3 separate regions of the Mus musculus genome follow, and all the other regions are linked to region 1. The links are chromatin contacts, found by Hi-C in ENCODE. All regions are on one chromosome and are shown on one strand. The core of a region is the stretch at or near the end of the contact, and the rest is flanking DNA. Distances in the headings are between cores, read along the strand shown. Region 1 holds the start of Arl5b (ADP-ribosylation factor-like 5B). Region 2 holds the start of Fbh1 (F-box DNA helicase 1). Region 3 holds the start of Bmi1 (Bmi1 polycomb ring finger oncogene).

Region 1 (4,094 bases), core at 934-3,433:
TTCCAGACTATTGTATGAGTCCGATCTCATTATTCCCCATCAGGAAAATACCTAATGACCAAACCCTTCATGGGTCCCTACTGCTTACTGCCTTGGTCAGCATGTAAGAAAGACCCTTGGTGATCTAATTTCCTGGTTACTTCTGCAATCTCATCAAACAAACAGTAATTAAACCATGTTCAATTTCTTTAAGTGTATCCAACGTACCTCTTTTCAAGCAGCAGTTCATCTGCCTACACCAATATGCCGGATTCTACTCTGTCTACATTCAACCCAAACTCCTATTCCTCATTGAGTCTGTGTACACCTTACCCTGAAAGGCTTCTGCAAACCACCTGAGAAGGATCACTCCCTGGCACCATCAGTCCACACTTACAAATGTCTGCACATTTCGGCAAACAATTTCCTACACTAACTCTTGAGTGTTCTATGAGCACAGATTCTGTTCTGGATCTCTGTAGCTAACTGGGTCTAATCTGAAGGACTGGTTTTCCCACTAGAAGAAATTAATCATGAGCACAGAGAACACAGTGATACAAGCACCTGTCTCTACATTTCAGCAGGAAAGATAAAGAAATTCTAAGATGGCTCTAGAAAAACCAAACAATTATGTAAAGGCAGGCACAGGGCACATGAAGGCTTCCATCATCTTCAATGACTGCCCTTTTCATCTCCCCAGCCCCATTCCAGTCTGAATACGGAATCCTCTAATGAACAGGGATAGCAGCAATAACCTACTATAAAGGGAGAACCAACACTCTGATCATTTTTATTGCTAAGGTGTGTGTGTGGGGGGGGGGGGGTTGATAAAAGGTAATATTGCGTAATTCATTTTTATTTACACAAATTTAATTGTGTAATCAATATATATTTAATTATATGTTGAAATTGTTCTTGACATAGTACTTTTACAATCATTAGAAAATGTTAAGTTGCTGAAAAATAGTGCATGACATTACTGAGAAACATCGCCGGGAGCTTCAGTTTGGACACTCCAAAGTCACTTAAAAGGGAGTATTTATCTGTGGTACTTGCATACACACACATGTGCCAGTGTGCTTGCATGTATTCATAAGCTTGAAAGGGGCTTTTTAAAAATCAGCGTTCAGAACAAGTGAATTAATGCCATTCAAAATGATTTCACGGTTTAAATCCACAAAACAAAGGACCTTAATAATGGCAAAGACTTGGTACCTTCATAAAAACAAAAGTAGTTTATAAATCATGCCCTACAAAATGAAACAAATGGGAACAAAATTTGGTCTTAATACTCAGAAACCATTCTGTTACAAGAAAGACGAAGACTTTATCATTGGACCCCTTTCTGTCTAGTAGTGACTCTTCTCAAGACAGCATTGCTTATTCTGCCTCGGAACAGGTTTTACAACTTCTAGGTAATTCATGACCTGTTCTAGAATAATTACGGCCACGTAACATCTTACACATAACCGAGAGCATTTAGATTTTTTTTTTCACGCCTACGGGGAGGAGGGGAAGCTGTGTGTATGTGTAAAAATTTCAGAAACCCGTGCACCTGAATACTCACTCATTCTAAGTCTTGACGAACAGAAATCAGAGCCAAGTCAGACAACGTGAAGGTGCATTGGCATAGACAAGAGGAAGGTAAACAGTGCAAAACTCCTGTTTCGTGTTAAACAAACGGAAAGTTTTGGGTTCTCGGGGAGACACTTTCTTGGGGCTAATCAGACCTAAAAGATGGTTCGCTGAGACCGGAAAGGCCCGCAAACAGATTGCAGGAATATGTTTTCACCTTGGTTGGCTAAAAGCTGCACACGCGTGGGATTCCTGGCCATCGGGTGCGTCCCCTGCCCGGGCTCCGGGTCCCCAGATCCGAGTTCTACCCCGAACCCTATCCAGATCTCAATCTGGACTTGCCAGCGCCGCGTCCACCCTCCCGCCGGCCTCACCTTGGTTACAAAAAAGGCTCCACAGTTTAGCGAAGATCAGCCCCATCATGAGCCCCGGACGGGACAGACTTCCTGGGCAGCACTCGGCGGCAGGTGCCGCGGCGCCCGCGGTGGAACCGAGGGGAAGCCGATCCGGAGCCGCGGAGCCTCAAGAGTCCAGCGAAGCTTTGGTCCTCCGCGGAGCCGGGAACCGCCGCAGACTCCTTTGTTCGCAGCGCGCTGAGCCCAGCCCCGACCCGTAGTCGCTCGGTCTGCGCCCACCTACCCTGCACAGCCTGGGCTGGCCACGAGCCCCGCCCCCGCCCCGCCTCCCCACCTACGCCCGGGACCACCCATCGCCGGAAGGTCGGCACGTGACGTCGGCGCGCTGACGTCAGCGGGCGCCTGGGACGTGGCGGGTCCTCCCTGTACACTTCCGGTGTGCGGATGGTGGGCGGGCTTGGCGTCTGCGGAGGCGGGGTGTGGCCGATCTGGGGATTTCCTCGGCGCGCGCTCCCTCTCCTGCCACTCTGAAGAAACGCGGACTGAGGTCCAGAGCAGCGGTCATCCCCGAGGCCTGGCCACCGCGTCCCTCGCTGCTGACCGCCTGAGGAACCTCAGCTGGCGCGGTCCTCTGACTGAAGCGGAGGAGTGGGTTTCCGTTCCTGTCCCAGTGTTGGGATTCTAGCGTGATTCTTAATTCTGAATGGAATTGATAGGGACGTGCGTGCTGGAATGCCTGTAGCCAGGGTCCAGTTAAGTTTCTAAAATCAAAGTGCCATCAGTTTGGCCAAGCGTTAGGTGTGGTAGTTAATCTCAAAATCCTTACCAGTTGAAACTGGAAACTTCATAGGCCAGACTAGTCCTTGAGGCCACCTGGCGGGCCCCACATAACCAGAGAAGAAGCCTGCCAGCCTGACCTTGTAACAAGGTAAACTGTCCCATGACCTATTCCAAATAAAACAAATGAGTATAGCTTAAGATGCCCTGCTAGTGGCCGGGCGTGGTGGCGCACACCTTTAATCCCAGCACTCGGGAGGCAGAAGCACGCGGATTTCTTGAATTCAAGGCCAGCCTGTTCTACAGAGTGAGTTCCAGGACAGCCAGGGCTACACAGAGAAACCCTGTCTCGAAAAACAAAACAAACAAAAAAAAGATGCCCTGCTAGTGCTACACTTCAAAGGACAGTGAAGACTTGAAAACTCGGGTACAAGATCACAACAACTTCTTGATACTAAACCATAGCTCCAGCCTCTCCTACAGAGGAAAAGTTGTACTGATCCTGTTCAAACATAGCTTTAATGATCATCCGTTGGACTACAAATTTGAATGAGTTTGTGGTTGCGCAAACTTATCATTTCTACTTTTGGCCTCATTATTAAAAAGCCGACTTAAGATTCTCTAACGCCCTTTTCAGGTTAGAATTTAGAAATTTGAAAGTTTTGCTAACCTGAAGGAAAAGAAACTTACTCTGACTGAAACAAATGATAGATGCTCACAAATACAGTTGAATATTGCCTAAACTAATAAATGCTGATGCATGTACTGATGTTAGGAAAAAATGGAACTTGTTTATACTGTACATGTGTATTGACTATATATGTATGTATATATATAATACATTATATATACATATATATGTAATGCTTGTCAGAAATGTAATGAAAATAGAAAAATCTGAGCATAAGCGTCTTAAATGTAGCTCAAAAACTAAATACTTTTTCTTTAAATATCCCTTTAAGGTTTTGTTGAGACTAATTTCAGTGTTGCCTTTGGTATACAAGAGGTAATATTGATGTGTATCATGGTGCCACTTGAAAATGAATATAGTTTGAGTTCATGAGATAAGAATAACTTCGTGAAAATATTATGAAATGACAACTTTCAGTGAAGTAGAATCCCATTAAAATGTCTCCAACAAAATATAAGTACTAAATTAGTATAAAATAAACTGAAGTTTCAAGGAAGTAAAATGTTAACTTACAAGGCCTAAAAAAAGGAAAATTATATAGATTAGGAGGAACCAATGTAAACTGACCAGGTGATACTTGGAAAAACTTGATATATTTGGCATTGAGTTCAACTTATTAATCAGTTAAGTTAGATCAGTTTGTACAGGCCTTGAAAAAAAGAGAGTTCAAGAAACTGTGTGTTCTGCCAGCTCAGGAAAAAAAGCCACTCTTCAAA
Region 2 (4,097 bases), core at 1,029-3,528, 3.3 Mb after region 1:
TCTGTTTTCCAAGCATCAGGGCAGACAGTGAGCAAGTACCGGAGGATCACAGGGTGGCCTTCTCTACTGGCAATGTGGAAACTGTTCCAGCCATCCTTGTTCTTCAGGAGTGGATTGGCACCGTGTTCTACAAGGTCCTGGATCACATCAAGGTTCTTCCTTGTGCACGCCATCATCAGAGGAGTCCTAAGGTCAACCAAGATGGAAGGGAGCTGAGGCACTTGGAAGAAGCCAAACCTTCACATTACCTATGTCTTTGGTACAGATGGAAAACCTAGAGGAGTCTGGTGGGGGGCGTGGCAGGAAAACACCTTAGACTGTCAGCCTCTGACTTCTTTGAGGACCGTGGAGAAATAACAAGGGGAAACTGATATATTTTCCAGCCCCTATGTTTTGACAGAGCTTGAAATAACTTGAAGGCGGGCATTTCATTAAGTTATGAGCCTAAAGAAGTTCACAGGGTCTTAGGAATTAGACATGAAACTAAAAAAGATGCCAATCTAGGAAGAAATGAAATTGTTTTCAGTGGTGGGAGAGTATCACCAACATCCCTGCTGGTGGCTCTGTAAGGCTAGAGGTGACAAAACTGCCTAAGAACTCAATATTCGGTGCATGGCGAACTGAATTTCATCAACTCTACTTATCCACTGTGGCCATGCAAATTAAACTATGTAATCGTGAACAGGAATTTTAGCAAGATGTCTCCAGAAAAACGCATCTTGGGCACACGAGTAGTACAATTCAACCGTTTCACTCCACTTGATTACATTTCCATACTCTTTCGACGGGAAACGATTGCCCTAACTAAAGAACCAAACCCACACGAAAGGGAGGTCGGGGAGAAGATTAGAAGCTGAGAAAAGTTATAAATCTAACGAACACACTGAAAAATACATGAAAATCTGCGATTCTTCAGGGAGTGTCGATATAGCTTTTCTGGACCGTGGGTTGGGCACCTACCAGTCCGCCTTCTTCAAGGAGTCCACGACTGCACCTCGGCCCAGGAGGTAGCGCACGCAGTCCCGGTGGCCCATAGAGGCAGCTTCGTGCAGAGGCCGCTTGTAGTCTCGGTTGGTAGCCTCGATGTCCATACTCCAAGCCTCCACTAGGTACGCTAGGATATCCTGGCGTCCGTGGCGTGCTGCACAGTGGAGAAGGGTGTCTCCGGCTGGCCCCCGGCAACCTCTAGCTACCGCCAGTTCCTCCTGAAGGTCACGCAGTCGGCCCTCTTGCACCAGCCTGCAGAGGCGCCGCGGATCCCCAGGCAGAGCCATCGCCCTGGACCAGGATGGACAAAAGTAGGAGGAAGACCCAGGTTCAGTCTTAGAGCAGATCTGTGCTATGATAGGTTGGGAGGTGAGAGAAGGCTGGCGCTTCCGCTTCCGCTTCCTCCACGTGACCCTTTTCCCCGACTCTCGGCACCGCCCCCTGCCCGCCCCCAGCCAGATTCTCTCCGCTAGCGTCTTTAATGCTTCTTGCCCTGGTTTGGAAGTCACAGTCTCCAAATGTAGAATGGTGTCCCCTCAGGCGACAACATGCACACTCGTAGGTCATTCTGGTTACCGCGCATCACACACGCGTACTCGTCAGGGTGGGGCCTCGGGCTCCCAGGGCTTGGGGTAAGGCTGTGTGCACCTGACATCCTGGAGCTGTCCCTTGCACCCGAGTGAACTGGGAACGGAAGACCTATCAGAATGGAGGGTGCCAGTGTACCGCGAAGTCCTGCACGCGGGACTTCTGGCCTCGCATCCCAGATGTGGTCTGCTCTCCACCGGACAGCTTCTGGGAATGTTTGCTGGGCTGCTCCGGTGGTAGCTGCACAGGCAGTCGAGAGCACGCTGCCCACCACCCTGGAACCTAGCTGGCCCACCCCTGGCCTGAGGATGTCTGCCGGACTGACAGCCGCATCCTTCGGCTGACCAGGCTCACAACAGCAAGGGTTTCTGGGGCCTCTCAGAGCTGGAACGGTGTCCTTGTGCTCCGCCCGATCCTCACCCAATCCGCAGCCGACCCCAGCCCCCTCCCCGCCCGCTGCTGTCTCCTGGGCCCCCGCGGGGACCCAGGGAGCTCTAAGGAACTCTGGGAAAGTTTCCTTCGCCTCCTCCGCGGTGGCGAAAGCACAGACGGGGCGTGGCTCTCAAGACACTGAGCCACGCCCCCTCCCGCTTCGCGTACGGATTGGTTCCAGAGTCTGTCCGTCCGCGTGACCCTTCCAGTTCGGAGTGCTTCGATTGGTTCACGGGCCTGTCCGTCGTCTCCGGTGGGAGGGTGCGTCTTGGCAGCGAAGAGGCGGAGCTCGCGGAGGAAGTCTGCAGTCGTCTGTGCTCGCTGTCTGGGCCGAAGGAGGGGCTTGCTGGTCGGGGAAAGGCTGAATGTCCGGCGGCATCGCCTGGGTGGTGTCGCCGCCGGGGTCCTGGGCCGGGCCGCCATAGTGCGTGAGACCGTGGACTTGGCGTGGGGTGCGAGCCGGGAAAACTTCCTATTGTGGGGTCTCCCGCGCAGGGGTCTTGGCCTCGGGGGTGGGGCCCTAGCTGAGGGTGGGCGTAGGAGCTGGCCGCGCCCGCGGTGGTCAGGAGTGGGCCTGCAGAAGGAGGTCGGATGCTCTCTGCAGACCCGCATCCCTTGGCCGCTCCCTGAGGCTCCGGAAGGGGCAGCACCTGAGAAGACAGATCCTCTGCCGCTGGCAAGCCTGGCTTGTCTCCACTGTAATGTTTTTGACCTTGGGCGAGTCATTGTATGCAGCTCCTGACGTTGGTGTTCGCCTTGGTAGTCTCCCACCCCCTCACCTGAACAGGTGATGGTGGTTAAGGGGACGCGAGAAGGCCTGGGGGGCTTTTGGAGGGTTCTTTGAGACCCGAGCCCGCTTTGTTGGCTTCCTTTCGAGGAACTAGACATTTAACCTAATGGTGTTTCCGTTTGGGAAGTAAAATGGAAGTCGCTCCTGCCAGGTTTAAAACAATTTCTTTGCATTTGGCAGTACATTCTGGTTCACTAAGCGCCTGACATTGTCTATTCCATAAACAGCCCATAGGTAGCATTCAGGTTTTAGAGACGAGGAAGGACGTCAAGGCCAAATGAAGTTAGTGATTTTTGCCACGTATTGGAAAGTTGAGGCATCTGATAGTTTCAAACTTTTTGCTACTTTGCATGGTTTTAAATCTCAACGTTTGGGAGACTGAAGCAAGAGGACCTTGAGTTCGAGGTTCGAGGCTAGTCTGGGCTGCCTACTCCTTCCTTACAAATGATTTCACGTGGTCTTGCCTTATCTCTCTTAAGTTTCTGGTCCTTTAAACAAAACCGAGAATCCTGGTTTATAAAAAGATGAAATTGGTTATTTAATTGGTATTCTAAATTAGATTCTGCCTCTCCTCTGCTCTATGAATTTCCTTTGCTCTGTGTTTTCCTTTGGGAAACTAGATATTTTTGGTGAATCTGCCTCCATAGCCCTGGTGATTTTTCTGGAGAGCGGTGGGTATTTATGCTTTAAGTTTATGAGTAGGGCTAGTACTTCTCTCTCTGTCTGGTTGAGCTGCCCATTTCTTCAGTGAAGGTCTTTGGAGGCCTTCAATTCCCTTGTAACTAACTGTCAATGGAATTGGGATATTCGATCTGACTTTTGCTGTGTTTCATGGATCTTTGGTACTTAGATGTCGTTGAGGGATCAAGGGATCAGTCCTTTAACATGTTTCCTGGTTTATGAATACATAAAAGTATTTGAATTCTAATTTCAAATGTGTTACTGTCGCATACACACACACACACACACACACACACGCCCATCTTATATTTCTCTGTTCCCCCAGGCTGACTTTAGTTTAGAAAAATTTAGATTTTTTCTTTGCTGTTCTGGTTTTGACAAAACTTGTAGAAATTATCACCAAAGCCAGCTCTTACATTGTCAATAGTTATTCGCATGCTCTTTGAAGACTTTTGATGTTTCATAGAACTCGAGGGAGCTTTAACTGGGTGTTCTACAGAACCTCTTAAAATAATCTGGACATGATGGCACACAGTTGATCAGCCTAGCATTTAGTTGGCCTAAGACCCTACTTCAGCAAAACAAAGCAGACCAACCACCAATCAAAACAACAACCAAA
Region 3 (3,676 bases), core at 852-3,351, 3.6 Mb before region 1:
CAAATATATCCAAATGCTTACATGCCTTGCAAAAGTTTGTATGTGATTATATTTGAGTGTCTACACATGCATAAACAATCTTTTACATAGTTTTAAAGATATTATTACAAGAGTATAATTTGCCCTCATAGATTATTGTAAATTATTTCCCTTTCATAGAAGACATGGAAATAAATACAATTTACTGTAGATTATAAACACATCATATAATAATAATTTTACAGAAAAATCAACCTCTTGATTAAATCTCCTTTATCTCCCTAGTGTACTTAGGACCCAAATGTACATAGTCTCAGAACTTGGTTTTACTCATGTGGTCAACAATTTACAATCTCTAGTATCAAGTCTTTACTACGTTTTACAACGTCTCCCTAAAGGTTGGGGGAGTTCCTATAAAAATAGCTTGAACTGCCACCACACATCTGCATTAGGGTAAATATGCCCGGAATTTTGCCTACTTTAAAGCGAAGGGGTTAATGCTCAATTCTCTTTCAGATATTGAACCGTGACCACTAAGCCCACTAAATCCTTTTATTGCAATTGGGAATGATCAAAGTCTCTCTCCTTGTTTATTTCCAATTATTAACTGTAAAGCTCTGGGGAAACGATCATGCTCCAGCGCTGTCAAGTCCAAATGACTACGTAAACATAAGCAATCAACGCGTTAGTGCTCCTTCTCCGAAGCATCCATCCCCTTACTTCATGACCTATTCTGACATTTAGCAAAATCTATAAAATGCAATGGACCTAAGTCTCAGCTCATCCCACAGCAAAGGGGAAAGTTGTAGTGTCTTCGAGAGAAAAGAAGAAAAAAGGAGGGGTGAGAGTGGAGAGAGAAAGGGCGCTCAGCAAGGCTAACGTACAGTCACCGGCTTCACTCCAAAACAAAGCTCAAATTTTAAATGCCCACCTCCTTGAGAGCTCGCCCCAAGTACGTATGGAACCCCTGTCCTCGACTCCCAACAAATACCACCTTGAAAACTTTACCCTTTCCAACACAAATGCACAAGACCTTGGAAACAACTGGGAACCGCCATCTTACCAGCCATCCAATTTCACACAAGTGTCCCTCCAACTTAAGTTAATAACATTTTTGTCGGGGCTCCCCCCAGCCTAACACCCACCTCGTCGGGATCGCTGTTCCCCACAGTACCCATCCCTATAAAATGGGGGCGTTCCCTGGAGGTTCAAAGACCTCCAGAGCCCTTTCTTCGGGAGAGGAGGGAAGCCACTGGACCCAGGCAGCGCCCGATCTCGGGATCCCGTCCCCGTTTCAGCAAAGTCTACCTCTCAACAAAGGGCGCAGCGGCCGCGGGAGCCGCGCAGGCTGGAGACACAAGTGCCGCTCTCGGGGACCATGTGCGGCGCGAGGGTGCCGAGGGGCGCTCGGGGGAGCGGGGAACTAAAACGTGGGGCGGCGCGGCGCGGCCGGGCGCGGGCGGCGGCCGGAGCGGCTGGAGCGCGGTCAGGCGGCGCTGGTGCGGGCTGCGGGGCGTCCGGCGCCGCGGGAGGCGGCGGGCGCGCGGGCGCGGGCGCGGGGCGCGGGCCGGTTGCCCACGCTGTCAGCGCCTCCGCCCCCCCCCCTCCACGCCGCCCCGACCCCCACCAGTCCCCGGCCACGGCCCGTCGGCGCCTCGCCTCCTACGTACCCGGAAAGAGCGGCCGGCGCGAGGCGATCTGAGCGGGCGGAAAAGACAATGAAAGTTAAAAGTCGTTCAGCATAAAATGAATGCGAGCCAAGCGGCCATCTTGGAGCGAGCCGCCGCCGCCGCTGTCAATGGGCACCGAGCGCGGCCGAGAGCAGCCACGGCCGCCGCGCTCCGCTCATGCCGCTCCCCCGCCGGCCTCCTGCTCGCGCGCTGCGGCCTCCTCCTCCCGCGCGGCCTCCTCCGCCTCCGCGCGGCCTCCGCCGCCGCCTCCTCGGGGCCTCTCCTCCTCCTCGGCGCAGCCGCCGCCTCCCGGCCGCGCTCGGGGGAGGGCGCGCAGAGGGGCCGAGCCGTATTATTCTGCGGGGCCGGGAGGTGTTGCTAAGCCTGCGCGGGGCTCCCTCGCCAACCTCCCCATTGTCTCTCCCGATCTCTGCCTTTAATACTACGATTATGATTTCAGACTCGCGTGGGGGAGGCGGGCTGGCGGGCGGGCGGGGGGCGCCGAGTGTGCTTGCGGGCCGGGTGGCGGGGGAGGGGAGGGAGGACCAGGAGGGGGAGGGGAGGGTGGAAAAAAATGCACGGCTGAAGGCAGAGTGGAAACTGACACCGGCTCCAAAATGGCTCGGAGTCCGCCCGCCCCCTCCCCCGCCCCCCGCCGGGTCACGTGCTCCCCTCATTCCTTAAGGGCGGCCTGGGAATTAGTGTCGGTGTAGTCGGGCCCGTGGCCGCCCCCTCCCCTCGCAGCGCGCCGCGAGCCGCGCGCCCAGCCCCCTCCCCTCCCCGCGCAGCGCGCCGGGGCCGCGACGGAGGCATTTCTCCACAGCGCCACACGCCGCTCTCCCGGCGCGGCCCGCTCGGCCCCGCACGCCGCCCCGCCCCCCACCATGTCTCCTGCTTCTGGCGCACACGTCCGCGGGGCCCGCCGCCGGGGGCGCCCGGCCGCTGCCCCGGCTCGGCCCTGCCGAACCTGCGCCGGATCGGGCCCGCGGAAACAACAGCGGCCGCCCCGCCCGCTGGCGGCCGGGAAGAGGCGCGCGCGGGCAGCGGCCGGGCTGGCTCCGCTCGCGGGGTCGGGCGGGCCGGGCGCAGGTAACGGGCGGGCCGGGCAGCGAGCACGGCCCGGCCGCACACCTTTCCCGAAACACTTAACCTGGGGCAAGGCAGGCGTCCGAGCCCACGCAGGGCAGATGTGCTTGGCACACTCAGTCGTCAAAGTCACACACAAACTCCAAACAGAATGCCGCCCTTCTTGTGGGAATACCACCGTATTTATTCAGGGTACGATACTTTAATAGGGCTTGAAGACGCTCAAGATAGAAGGAACGCAAGAGTAATACTGAAAATCCAGATGCTTAAGAGTCTCCCTCTTAACCATTTCACATGTGTAAAAAAAGTGTCAAAATTGATGGTTGGCATCACTTCAAAAGGGTGCTAGCTCTTTTTCCACTGAAAATGACATCCAGCTCGCGCGAACGATGGTCCAGCAGGAGACAAGGCGCGTCTGGTTTTCCTCTAGGCTCCTGGGGTCATCAGCCTCCCCAAATTACAACTGAGTTGCTCTTTCCAGGCTTTTTGAAGCATCCTTAAGTTTCCCCACCAAGTCCTAAAAGATGTACAATCATGTCACAACTTGGGCATACAAGTGAGGAAGCAGCAACTCTGAAGCAGCTGCAAGAACACAGTCGGAAGGAAGAACACCTAAGGAGTCCACGGGAGCTCAACAGCTCGCAAAGCCCTTTGGAAAAGAAGCGCTTCTTCTGCTGGATCTGGTCCTCCAATCAGGTATTCAAGTTCTAGTTAAAAGGGAATTTCTAACAGAATTTTTGCAGGCTGAGAATATCTAAATTATCTCTCAACTTCTCTAAGGAAGGTTATGATTCACACACATTTTCTGTTTAAAGTTTCGCTAATATTTACTCTAAAGTGACTACAGATGTCTTTGGAACATTTAATTTCATTCAAATTTTCAGGAATGATCTTCATTTTATTTAATTGGTAAGAAATTCGTTAGCATATCCATCAATCAA

What was found. A loop is a pair of places that touch in the nucleus more often than their neighbours do.
Region 2: a map of left cerebral cortex shows a loop between it and region 1 (14-fold over the local background). The contact joins the promoter of Fbh1 here to the promoter of Arl5b in region 1. A Hi-C loop is called at or near these places in 3 of 37 maps with a recorded cell type or tissue (heart and left cerebral cortex).
Region 3: a map of gastrocnemius shows a loop between it and region 1 (6-fold over the local background). The contact joins the promoter of Bmi1 here to the promoter of Arl5b in region 1. A Hi-C loop is called at or near these places in 4 of 37 maps with a recorded cell type or tissue (adrenal gland, gastrocnemius, heart and 1 more).

Annotation. Positions count from the first base shown.
Region 1 is chr2:15,053,409-15,057,502 of GRCm38, reverse strand. Arl5b (ADP-ribosylation factor-like 5B) reads right to left here and starts at 2,183. Exons shown (of 6, transcript NM_029466.5): 1 at 1,929-2,183. The coding sequence starts at 1,974. It also overlaps a transcript of Nsun6 not described here.
Region 2 is chr2:11,775,766-11,779,862 of GRCm38, reverse strand. It overlaps Fbh1 (F-box DNA helicase 1), which reads left to right and starts at 2,278. Exons shown (of 21, transcript NM_015792.2): 1 at 2,278-2,431. The coding sequence starts at 2,431. It overlaps Ankrd16 (ankyrin repeat domain 16), which reads right to left and starts at 2,110. Exons shown (of 7, transcript NM_177268.4): 1 at 961-2,110; 2 at 1-186. The coding sequence starts at 1,274.
Region 3 is chr2:18,675,443-18,679,118 of GRCm38, reverse strand. Bmi1 (Bmi1 polycomb ring finger oncogene) reads right to left here and starts at 2,101. Exons shown (of 10, transcript NM_007552.4): 1 at 1,650-2,101. Commd3 (COMM domain containing 3) reads right to left here. Exons shown (of 8, transcript NM_147778.4): 8 at 2,888-3,252. The coding sequence ends at 3,193.